Linked DNA regions of Homo sapiens: region 1 is linked to region 2. Evidence: chromatin loops called from intact Hi-C (ENCODE). Cell type or tissue: endothelial cell of umbilical vein. All regions are shown on one strand. Each heading gives the region's core, and the rest is flanking DNA. Links, peaks and the distances in the headings are about the cores only.

Region 1 (5,378 bases), core at 242-5,241, 68 kb before region 2:
GGAGAATACACAGCTTCCCTTCATTTCTGAGAGATCGCTTTGTAATCTTTTTTGGGGCAGCGGCTGTTGTTGTTCTTTCAGTATTCCTCAGACTAAATCTCACCTTTTCCCTTTACTTGTCCTTTCTTGTAACTGTGACATAAAAAGTCAAATGGAAACATCAAGTGCTTGATGGTTTTCATATTTTATTACTCAGAAAAATCAGGAAGAGAGAAGGATCTCTTTTGATGGGTTGCAGAGCCTACATGCAAAGCATTTCCCAACAGGAGAAATCCTGTCACCTGTGAACCTGGTACCAGGGCATTCTCTCATCCTCTGTAATGATCAAACGAAGGGATGGTCAAATGACCAAAAAAAAAAAAAAACCTCTGAAAATGCTTTCTTGTCCTCCATCTTGAATGTTTCTTAATTTAGATAAATAAGGTAAGGCTTTAAAACTTAACATTTAATTTAAAGACAGGTGACATCCTGAAATTTGTGTCAGAAAAAGTTCCAGCATCTTGGCAATCTAAATTTCTCCTCCCCACTCACATACCATCAACAAGGCATGTAATACACCACAGGTATTAGTCACAATTAGATTTACCTATTTTATTTTAGAAAAAGACAGGAAAGAAAATGTTTATGTTTCAGACTAGCAAGAAATTGATTAAAAAACCATATCTTTTCAGATTGTGGCAATAGCTAAAGATCCACGTATTCCAGGCTTCATTCTTAAGTCATGGTCTCTCTCTCTGTCTCTCATACATGCACGCGTGCACACACACAAAATATGCTTTAATAAAAAGGGATTCCATTCCATTTTAACCCCAAATAAGGCCAGCCTGATTAAGATAATTGAGGAAGGAGAACACATTTAAAAACCAAATACGCTTCCTTGCAAATGACTATTCAATTCAATTGCCAGTAAGATGTTGAATGTTCTTTTCTGAATCACTCTAATTCAATGTACAGTACAGCATGTACTGCCTGGGAAGAAGTTCAAATCATAAATACCATAGGGAAATATCTAATAACTTGGAATGGCCTTTTTCAAGTGGCTAATAAGCTCTTAAAGACTGCAAAAATGTTAAATCTGGTAAAGCACAAGGTCTGTGCTCCGGGACGTGTCCACTTCATTGGCAGCCCCTGCCTCCTTGCTCCAGGACCACCTGAGGCTGGGTCTCAAGGGTCTCGTCACACAGTACTGCTCTTTGGATGCTGAATGATGGGGAGGCCTCTTCCCTGCAGACTGTGGTTAGCAAGGTGAAGGCTGCTGGCCATGGCCATAACAGCTGGGCTGATCTGTGATTTCTGCCATGCCTGCCAATGTCAGGGTCAGGTTTGTCAATGTTTTTGTGTTGGTGTGTGAGATGCTGGGGAGACGCCATCTGCCATGCGTGTCAGACTCCAGATTCCATATGGTTACAGCAGGGTTTGGGAGAAGTATCCACAGAGCTAGGATTAGAATAAAGTGGTGCTAATGGTGTGCAGTTGGGAAGGCAAAGGAAACTGTCAGGAACTCAATGGAAAAAGGGTTGAAGAAAATTAAAGGGAGATCAGGAGAAATAAAGGAAAGTATAAAGGAAAAAGACAAACATCTCTGCCACTTTAAAGGTCAAAGAGTAACAATAACATAGAAAGGCTCTTTCACCTTGCCAGGTTCAACAGTGGGTTGCATTCTGGCTTCTTTAATAAAGTTCACACCATGGGATTCTTGGGCGCTTCTTCCAGGTTCCAGGCTCTGTCCTCCACTCATGCCACCCCATCTGAAACAGCCATTTGTAATCCAGACCCTCCACATCTCCACCTTACCCTGTTGCCCAGGTGCAGTTTTTACTTGTGTGTCCAATCTCCCCGATTTTCTGGCACTCATTTCCTAAGGTCAGGTTTTCTACTTTTCTTCACTTACTAGCATGAATCCATGTAACCATAGGTTCTTATGAAAGACTCATGACAACTAGATCGTGCCATGCAATAATTCAAATTTTGTTGTCCAAATATTTGTGTGTGTATAATAGCTGTACAGAAGTCCTCCCTTATCTGTGGCAGATATGTTCTAAGACCCCCAGTGGATGCTTGAAAATAAGGCTAGTACTGAACCCTGTATATACTATGCACAGATTTCTTTCTTCTTTTTCTTCACAATTTCATGGGTAGAAGATTCATTTACTGTAGATCTGAGCAACCTCAGCATACATTTGTTTTTCTTTCCTTATTAAGTTGAAGACGTTTACCTTTTCACTTACAGGATGCATTTTATAGCTTCTTTTTAGTACATCTGAGTTGCCATCATCACCACTCTTGTGCTTTGAGACCAATATTAAGTAAAACGCAAGAACTACGACACCCTACAGTTGATCTAACTGAGATGGCTACTGAGTGACAACCAGCAGGGAGCAGAGACACTGTGGATCCCCTGGACAAGGGGATGATTCACGTCCTGGGCAGGACAGAGCGGGATGGTGTGAGATTTCATGACACTACTCAGAACAGCAAGCAACTTAAAACTGATGAACTGTTTCAGAAATTTTCCTTTTAATATTTTTGGGCAATGGTTGACCACGGGTAACTGAAACCACAGAAAGTGAAACTGCAAATAAGTGGGAACTACTGTACATAATACATATATATATGTATATGGTGCATGTAGATACATTTACATGTGTGTATGTATATATGTATGTGTATGTATGTACGCACGGATCTATCTTGTTAGGAATTGCAAGAGCTTCAAAATCTATTATCAGATCATACATTTCTTTAGCCAAACAATAAATCCTCTTTGATGAGTCATGGCACTCGCATATCCAGTTTAAGAAAAAGTACAAGGTCAGATGGTTCAGAATAAACAAATCAACAAATGAGCAAACAAAACCAGCCTGGGGCAGGGAGCCAGGCACTTGCTGTCTACAGTCTCTAAGGCAGATCTTAGGTGCTATTTTCTCCTGTTTTTCAATTTCATTTTCTTCTCTGCTCTAAGTAATTCCACTCATTCTTTAAGTCTGATTCACATGATTTTACAGTCAGGAAGGGAGTGTAAGGAAGTGGGAAAGAGAAGTGGTGGGGAGGCAGAAATCGAATATTTATCAAGTTACACAATAAAAAGAAATTCAGAATTCTAACACGTCCTCCTTTGTATAATAAGAAAATACATTCCCTGAGCTAATACCTGCAGAGCTCTGGCTCATGCTGAGAGCGTGGTGCCAATATCTCAGTGGGCAAAACGGGAGTAAGCAATAATCCAAAACACAGGCCAGCAAACTCTTACGTGTGGGCTATGTCTGGCCTGCGGGGTTATTTTTGGACAACCCAAGGGCGAATAACAAATTTTACATGTTTTAAAGGATTATGACTCAAAATACAGAAAAAAATATGCCAGAGACCACATGTGGCCTGCGAAGGCAAAAATATTTATTCTCTAGACCTATACAGATGAAGTTTGCTGACCCCTGTTCTACGGAGATACTAAGAACTTGCTTCTGAAATTGCTTTTAGTCTGAAGTGTATTTGGCTTGAACTTGGCTCAAACGTGGCAACACGGCAGGACTGTGGTCCATCAAGCCAGAATGACTCTGAACTTTCTGTAGCAATACACACACTTGATGTTATCTATCGTAGGCTTAGCACAGCTCTGTGGCACTCATTAATAGAGTCTGCACTCATGTTTGTTTATGTCACTTTGTTTTGTAGGTGTTTTCCTACATGATCTTCTGGTTTCAGTTTTGCAGTGCAGCATGGTTCTCTCTTAGAAGATACATGGGAGGCAAAATCACGAACTTGATATACTTGCCCACTTGTTGCAATGATCAGAGGGCTCTGTTATGGCACTTTGAATTAATCTGGAATCTAGTTGAAACATGAAGATGTGATCTGATTACCTCTCATCTGTCTTTCACAAACCTGGGAAATTTTTGATCACTGTTTCTTAAATGATTATTTTCTGCTCCATTTTCTCTCTCCTCTCCTTCTGTGACTCCAATTACCCTTATGCTAGAATGCTTGATACTATCCCACAGGTAACTGAGTCTTGCTCATTGTCAACAATTTTTTCCTTCCCATTTTCTAGACTGAATAATGTCTAATCCTCTATCTTCAAGTTCAGTAATCTTTCATCATCTTACTCTGTTGTTAGACCCATGGAGTGAATTTTTAAAATTTCAGATATTGTATTTATTTTTTAGTCCTAAAACTGTGTTTTTGTAGAGTATATCTTTGTTGCTTCTAAGATCTCCTATATGTTCCATGACCATGAGCATAGCTTTTCTTACGTTTCTGAGCATAGTTACAATAGCTGCTTTAACATTCTTTTCTTCTAATTCCAACATACATGTCATCTTCCAGTCAGTCTCCATTAATGGCCTTCTCTTTTGAGTATGGATCTGTTTCCCTATATGACTAGTAATTTTGGATTGTACCTGGAACACTGTGAATGATACACTAATCAACAGCAGCACTGCTCAACAGAAAGAAGATGAGAACTGGATATATAATTTGGATTTTTTTTTTTTTTTTTTGAGACGGAGTCTGGCTTAATCACCCAGGCTGGAGTACAGTGGCGTGATCTCAGCTCACTGCAACCTCTGTATCCCAGGTTCAAGCAATTCTTCTGCCTCAGCCTCCTGAGTAGTTGGGACTACAGGTGCACGCCACCATGCCTGGCTAATTTTTGTATTTTTAGTAGAGATGGGGTTTCATCATGTTGGCCAGGCTGGTCTTGAAATCTTGACCTCAGTGATCTGCCTGCCTTGGCCTCCCAAAGTGGTGGGATTACAGGTATGAGCCACCATGCCCAGCCTGTTAATTTGGATTTTTTTAGAAGCCACATTAAAATAACCTCAAATTTAATTTTAGTAATATATTTTGTTTGTCCTAATGCATCCCAAATATAATCATTTGGGACGATTATAATCAAAGTAATCACGTTAAAAATTAAGATATTTTATAATCTTAAATATTTTATAAAATAATTGAGACTTATAATCTCTTTTCATACTAAATCTTTGAAACCTCATGTATATTTTATATTTATAGCAGATTTCAATTTGGAGTGGCTAGTGACCACCATATTGAACTATGCAGCTCTAGAGTTTCATTTTAGAAGAATATTGAATTTTTGTTTTAGTAGGCAGCTAATTTGGCTGGAATAAAACTCCAGGCACTGTCTCTCTTGTGGTGGGCAGCAGCTACAGTCTCAGTTCAGGTCTTCTAGCTTTAGCTGTGCTATGTGGAGTCTGGCCGGCCTGTCTTATTCTTAGATTTGGCCCTAGTCTCTAAGAATTCCCAGAGATTCTTGAGATATATGCAGAATTTGGGAGTCACTCTCTGTGGCTCCCTCCTTTCTGGAGTTTTTCCTTCTCAGTTTCCAGCTGCTATGGGTTTCCCTGAATATTCTCCTC
Region 2 (5,378 bases), core at 246-5,245:
GCACAGGCATTGGCTCAGTTCTGCCGTCTCTTCTGCACTAAATGGGGCCTGGCTTGTGCAGACATCCTTTAGGCGCATCTTAGTACCCTGCCTACCTTCGTCTTGGTCATGATGTCTAAAGCAATTTTCAAAGTCTTAGAATACGTTGTGCCTGTTCTTTCCACCTCCACTCCTTGTTGGCCTAGCACTCAGTCATTACTGAGCTAGGGTTGGTGCACCAGGCAACACTGGCGGCAGGAGGCGGCATCACTGGGTGCCTTCCTAAGAAAATCCACTCCCCTAGGCCTCCTGAGACCTCTGCTCTACCCCACTCCCTGTCTGGGGAGAGTGAGTCTCCTCTCCAAAGCCCCACCAAGGACCGAAGGAGAAGTACGTCACCTGGCACTTGCCGTGCACGCAGAGATCAGTCTCGTAGGGCCCGCAGGGTGTACCGTCCAGGACCCTGTCGGCCACCAGCAGTGGGGACTCCTTCCCGAGGGGCGAGCAGTAGAGTTCACATGGCTTATCTGAGGAGGGAAAGGTTGGAGGACGTTGACACGGGAAGGTGTGCGTGGGCCATGCAGGGCACAGGTACATGTGGGCAGAGGGAAACCCTGAGGAAGAGAGGTCCGCACAGGTCAGTAAAGGTGCATGAGCTCAGGTACGCGCTCCAGGAAGCGGAAAAAGACCCACAGCCACAGGGGAAGACAGTGCAGGACTGAGCTCTGTGGGGATGCCTTCTCTCATCTCTCTATCCTTTGCAATGATACAGGAAGTTTCCTTTTCCTTAAGGCATCAACTATACCCGGTGAACAAAGGAAGAGTTGTGTGCTAATCTCTACGTTGAATACACATCAAGGGGGAGCTGGAGCCACTCTTATAGCGAGGGTGTGAAGGGAGGGGGAGGGGAAGGGGAACGAGAATGCCTCTGAGTGAGGGCAGCGGCCCCAAGGGTCACCATGACAGTAGCTTTGGTAAGAGCTTCAGTGCTCCCCTAGCTGCTGGGTGACAGTCGAGCTGTGCTTTGGGGTACGGAGATCCCAGAAGAAACTGAGTGGGAGTAAGGTACAAAGGGGACATGTGCGCCGCTAGGACAACTTATAAGAGCCGCATGTGCACCCAGGCAGGATGGAAACCTGGGTTTCCCCTACTCCTAAAAACACATGACCTCCCAGAACGCGCCCAGCTCCCCAGCCTTTGCCCGGTGTGCGCTCTCTGCCTGGAAATCCCTCGCAGCACTTTGCCTTCTACTGCCCTGGAAGCTTCCACCCTGCAGCTCTTCCCTCACGCCAGCTCTGAGGTGGGGCAGGAGCAGCATCTCCACATGCACTGTGCACACACCTCCATTAAAGCAACAGCATCTGCCTGTTGTCCTAGAATTGTTTGGGCACCTCCCATATCTGAAGGGATTTATTATAAGGCAGGTCCCATCGCTAAAAGAGTGTGAAAGGGATGACTTTTATTCATCTTCAGATTGAAGTAATGCTGGGTCTGTGAACTCTTAGAGGGCAGGGGACTTAAGCTTTCATTTTTTTGTCCCCACAGTGGGCCCAGGACCTGGCTCACAGAAAGACTCAGTATATATATATATATTTATATACTGATATATATATATCAGTATATATATATTTTTATATATTTATATAAATATATATATATATAAATACATATATACATATATATATATTTTTTTGAGACAGAGTCTCACTCTGTTGCCCAGGCTAGAGTGCAGTGGCGCGATCTCAGCTCAATGCAAACTCCGCCTCCCAGGTTCATGCCATTCTCCTGCCTCAGCCTCCCGAGTAGCTGGGACTACAGGCACCCGCCACCATGCCTGGCTAATTTTTTGTATTTTCAGTAGAGACACCGTTTCACCGTGTTAGCCAGGGTGGTCTCGATCTCCTGACCTCGTGACTTGCCTGCCTCGGCCTCCCAAAGTGCTGGGATTATAGAAGTGAGCCACCGCGCCCCGCAAGACTCAGTATATATTTTTGAACAAACAGGTTGAATAGATTTTGTTCTTCTGTAAGTAATTGAGCAAGAGGAATGCATTTTTCTCCTCTCTCTCTCTGTCACCTCACCCTAATGCCATCTATGTGGTTACTTTGCACAGGGCGAGAGTCAAAGACCTTCATCCTCCTTGCTGCTCTTTGTCTTCTCCACCAGGCCTCCTCAGTGGGTCCTTCTGGTGGCCCCGGGCCAGCAAGAGCAGGGACAGAGAGAGGCTTCTGAGCCGACCTGGCCTCGGACGACCTTGGCATCCCACCTGCAGAGTTCCTGTCAGAGCAGACGTGCTGTCTCGTGACTGGAGGACTAAACCACCCCTGTGTTCAGTCACCTTCCAGGCCTCCTGTCCCACGAAGTCTGCTTCTCACCAGGCTCCACAGGAAATCTTGTCTTACAGCGCTGGAAAGAAGCTCCAGGAGTGTGCTGGAAATGCTTCCCTCAGTTCTTCCGGTTAGCTGTGGGGGTAAACATCTGCCCACGAGAAGACTGGAGATCTGAAGCCTCCCAGGTAAGGGGAGTAATGATGCCTCACCATGCATCCATTCACCAAGCAGGGACTGACCCCTCCCTCACACAAGGCACTCTGGGGGGCACTTCCGGGGAAAGACAGACACGTGATGTTTGCTTCTGAAGGCCCCAGTGGGCTCATGGACAAGTGTACAGCAAACCCAGGGTGAGGCCACATGTTTCAGGTCTGATGGGAGCTGTCGGAGGGCTGGGTGCAGCCTGGAAGGAATGACTCATTTCCCGTGCTGGCAGGCTAGGGGCAGCTGTCCTTCCACTTGCAGGGAAGGACCTCAGGAGGTGGCTGGTGGAAGGAGAACTCTGGAAGATGGAGACATATACTGAGATTAGCTCGAGGGAGCTTGCTTGACAGGGTCACTGAGGTACCCTCTGGAGCCCTGAGGTTCCCCAAGCATCTTGTGGAGCTGGTGGGAGAAATACAGCAACACAGCCCCCAGCGTGGAGTCTACTCCACACACTGGGCTGCCTCTACTGTTTCGTTGAAAGCAAGGGTCCCTTGGCTGAAGTGGTTTGAAACTGGATTTTAATTACCTTTAGACTGAAATGTTGACTCAGTACTGGGAGTAATTGAGCTTTGAGGTGATTTGCTCAACAGCTGCAGTAGTAAGGATGATGAAATCATAAACGATATTTACTACTACTGTGTTCCAGGCAGCATGCTAAGTAGTTATCTATTCGTTTCAGGTGGGTGCTGTCACTGTTCCATTATACAGACATGCATACAGGGCTCACAGGAAGTGCTCGACTGTCTTCAGTTGGCAGGGTCACGCCCCGCCTCTTGGCTCCAGCCTGCTTCTTTTTCCATCATCGCAATTTCCTCTCTAAACTGAGAACTCCTAGGGCCAAAATTACCAAGAGCAAAGTGGCATTGCTAAAAACAAACCACCAGTTTCATGCATGTTTCTGGCTTCCGAGTGTATCCTCTGATTCGAGTAGAAGTGGAAGTGGGACTTGGGTAGAAAAGCAGAGGCTGTTTTGAGGCAAGTTAGAAAGGCCAGACTTCAAAGGGATGAAGGCTGTTTATCTGGACTCTTTAGGGTGAGCAGAGAAATGCGGACTCTGCAAAGCAGGAAGGCCAACCTCAGCTGGAGGGATGCTGGCCACGAGCCTTGCACGAAGGAACGCTCAGCTCCACCTGCATGCAGCTCTCACCTGCAGACACTGCCCTCCACAGCTTGGACAGCTGGGGACACTCAGGCTCCAGAACAGAGTCTAGAGGTGGGGCTTCCCTTCCCTGCTCAGCCAGAACTCTCCATTTGTCCGTCTCCCCTTTGAGGCCTCTGCTTGGAATTCAGGGCACCCACATCTCTAGCAAACTATATGGCATGATCTCCCAAAGGATAAGGTTTTTAAAATGTGAGGAGGAGGCTCAGAATCCCTCAAAATTCTCTATTTCCCTCCAGGTTGCCTTAGGTGGGAGATTAATCTCCAGGAACAAGACCCCAGTAAATAACATGAGGTGGTGGGATTCAGCTTTGCACCCAGCATCAACACTCTTACATCCCCAACAGCACAGAAGATCACATTTTCTTAAAAGTTATACAACCACACACTTGAAGGAAGGAAGCTTGGAACGTGCCACCTGCATGGCTGGTGTGTGCTGAGATGGAATTCTGACTGAAGCTGCAAAGCCTGGGGCCGGTCTGGCTTCTTGCTGGCCTGCCTGGCATCAGGACTTCTGCTTGGCTGGAGGTGGTCACAGGCAGGGCAGGGAAGATGGGCTCAGAAGCTTGGGAACCACGTGGTCACATGTGCCCGCTGGAGGTTTGGAACATTCCTCTGCAGTGAAGAAGACACTCGTGGCTCTCAGCAGTCTCTCTGCTCTCTCTCTAGGCCAGCAGTTAGAAGGTCTTAGTATGGTGGGGACATTGCTTTGAGTTCATCACAGCACTCATCCAAGTTCTCCCTGGTCCTCTGTGGGGGACACATGCTGACGAGGCTACTCAGACTCCTGTTCCCAAAGCTGCCCAACCCGGCCCCCTCATCAGTCCCCGGCGGACAGGCCTCTGCGGATTTTACCAGCAGTGAGCACCTGCCCATAGCTGGCCCATTCCTCGTCTCTTTCCTGGGAACTCGGTACTGAAATTCAGATGCAGAGAGGTCATGTCTGCTCGTGGTTGACGGATCCCAAAGAAGGCTACACTCCCTTATATGTAATTCAGAAATTCAAAAAGCTCTGAAAACTCTAAGTGTTCTCTTCCATTTGTGGCAAACACATTTGGCAGCAAAACCAGCCTGGACTGATGTGAGCTCTAGGTAGTGTCAGTATCCCCCTTAATGAGGTCACCTGGTGGACAGACCCACGTGACTGACTATGGGGTGCTCTCCTGGAGCCCACTAGCAATACAAATATTTGGTTGATGCACTGTCATTACCTTTTGAACACATAAAATGCTCTGAAGCTTGAACTGTATGTGGCCCAAAAGGATCTGGGTAAAGGATGTGGATTTACATAAGAGGTGCCGTGGGCTACCCTACCAGCTTCCACACGGACAAGTTCTGAGAAAGCCAGTCTGCAGTGGGTGCACGGGGTTGTGACTACCAAATGCAAGCTTCGGAGACCACAGAGCTAAGGTCCTGACATCTTCAGCTTTGCAACAGCTTCCCTCCTTTTCATTAAGCGGCCCCAGCTGGCTTGGCGGAGCTGTCGTCAGAGAGTCCTAACCATCACGCCCCTCATCCCCACGGAGGCTCAGACCTGGGGGGTTCTGCCGTGCCAGGCAGGAGGCGCTGGGAACGCACAGCCACGTCCAGACGCAGCCTTTGCCAAGCTCTCCGACACTTCAGTGGGCCCATGGCCTGCTGGCCTGGGCAAGGAGGACTGAACTCTTGAAGGTTTCCACTTCAATGAGATTCCATGAGAAAAG

What was found. Hi-C counts contacts between places; a loop is a spot of excess contacts. Peaks named below come from ENCODE experiments on the same cell type or tissue, not always from the same donor. Only the 100,000 strongest peaks of a DNase experiment are listed, where the experiment ranks them.
Region 1: a loop joins it to region 2, with 7 times the contacts of the local background. A loop is called at or near these places in 12 of 110 quality-filtered maps.

The regions. Positions count from the first base shown.
Region 1 is chr15:100,040,330-100,045,707 of GRCh38, forward strand. The region is part of intron 18 of ADAMTS17 (ADAM metallopeptidase with thrombospondin type 1 motif 17); the gene reads right to left. Among named protein-coding and RNA genes, the nearest start is that of ADAMTS17, 300 kb to the right of the region's middle. In endothelial cell of umbilical vein, for the core only: no CTCF peak of the experiment used is centred there; a DNase peak (open chromatin) is centred at 2,882; H3K27ac peaks cover 1,667 bases.
Region 2 is chr15:100,108,611-100,113,988 of GRCh38, forward strand. ADAMTS17 (ADAM metallopeptidase with thrombospondin type 1 motif 17) reads right to left here. Exons shown (of 22, transcript NM_139057.4): 14 at 379-506. Among named protein-coding and RNA genes, the nearest start is that of ADAMTS17, 230 kb to the right of the region's middle. RefSeq lists enhancers at 1-797, 2,351-3,550. In endothelial cell of umbilical vein, for the core only: no CTCF peak of the experiment used is centred there; DNase peaks (open chromatin) are centred at 2,711 and 3,291; H3K27ac peaks cover 1,000 bases.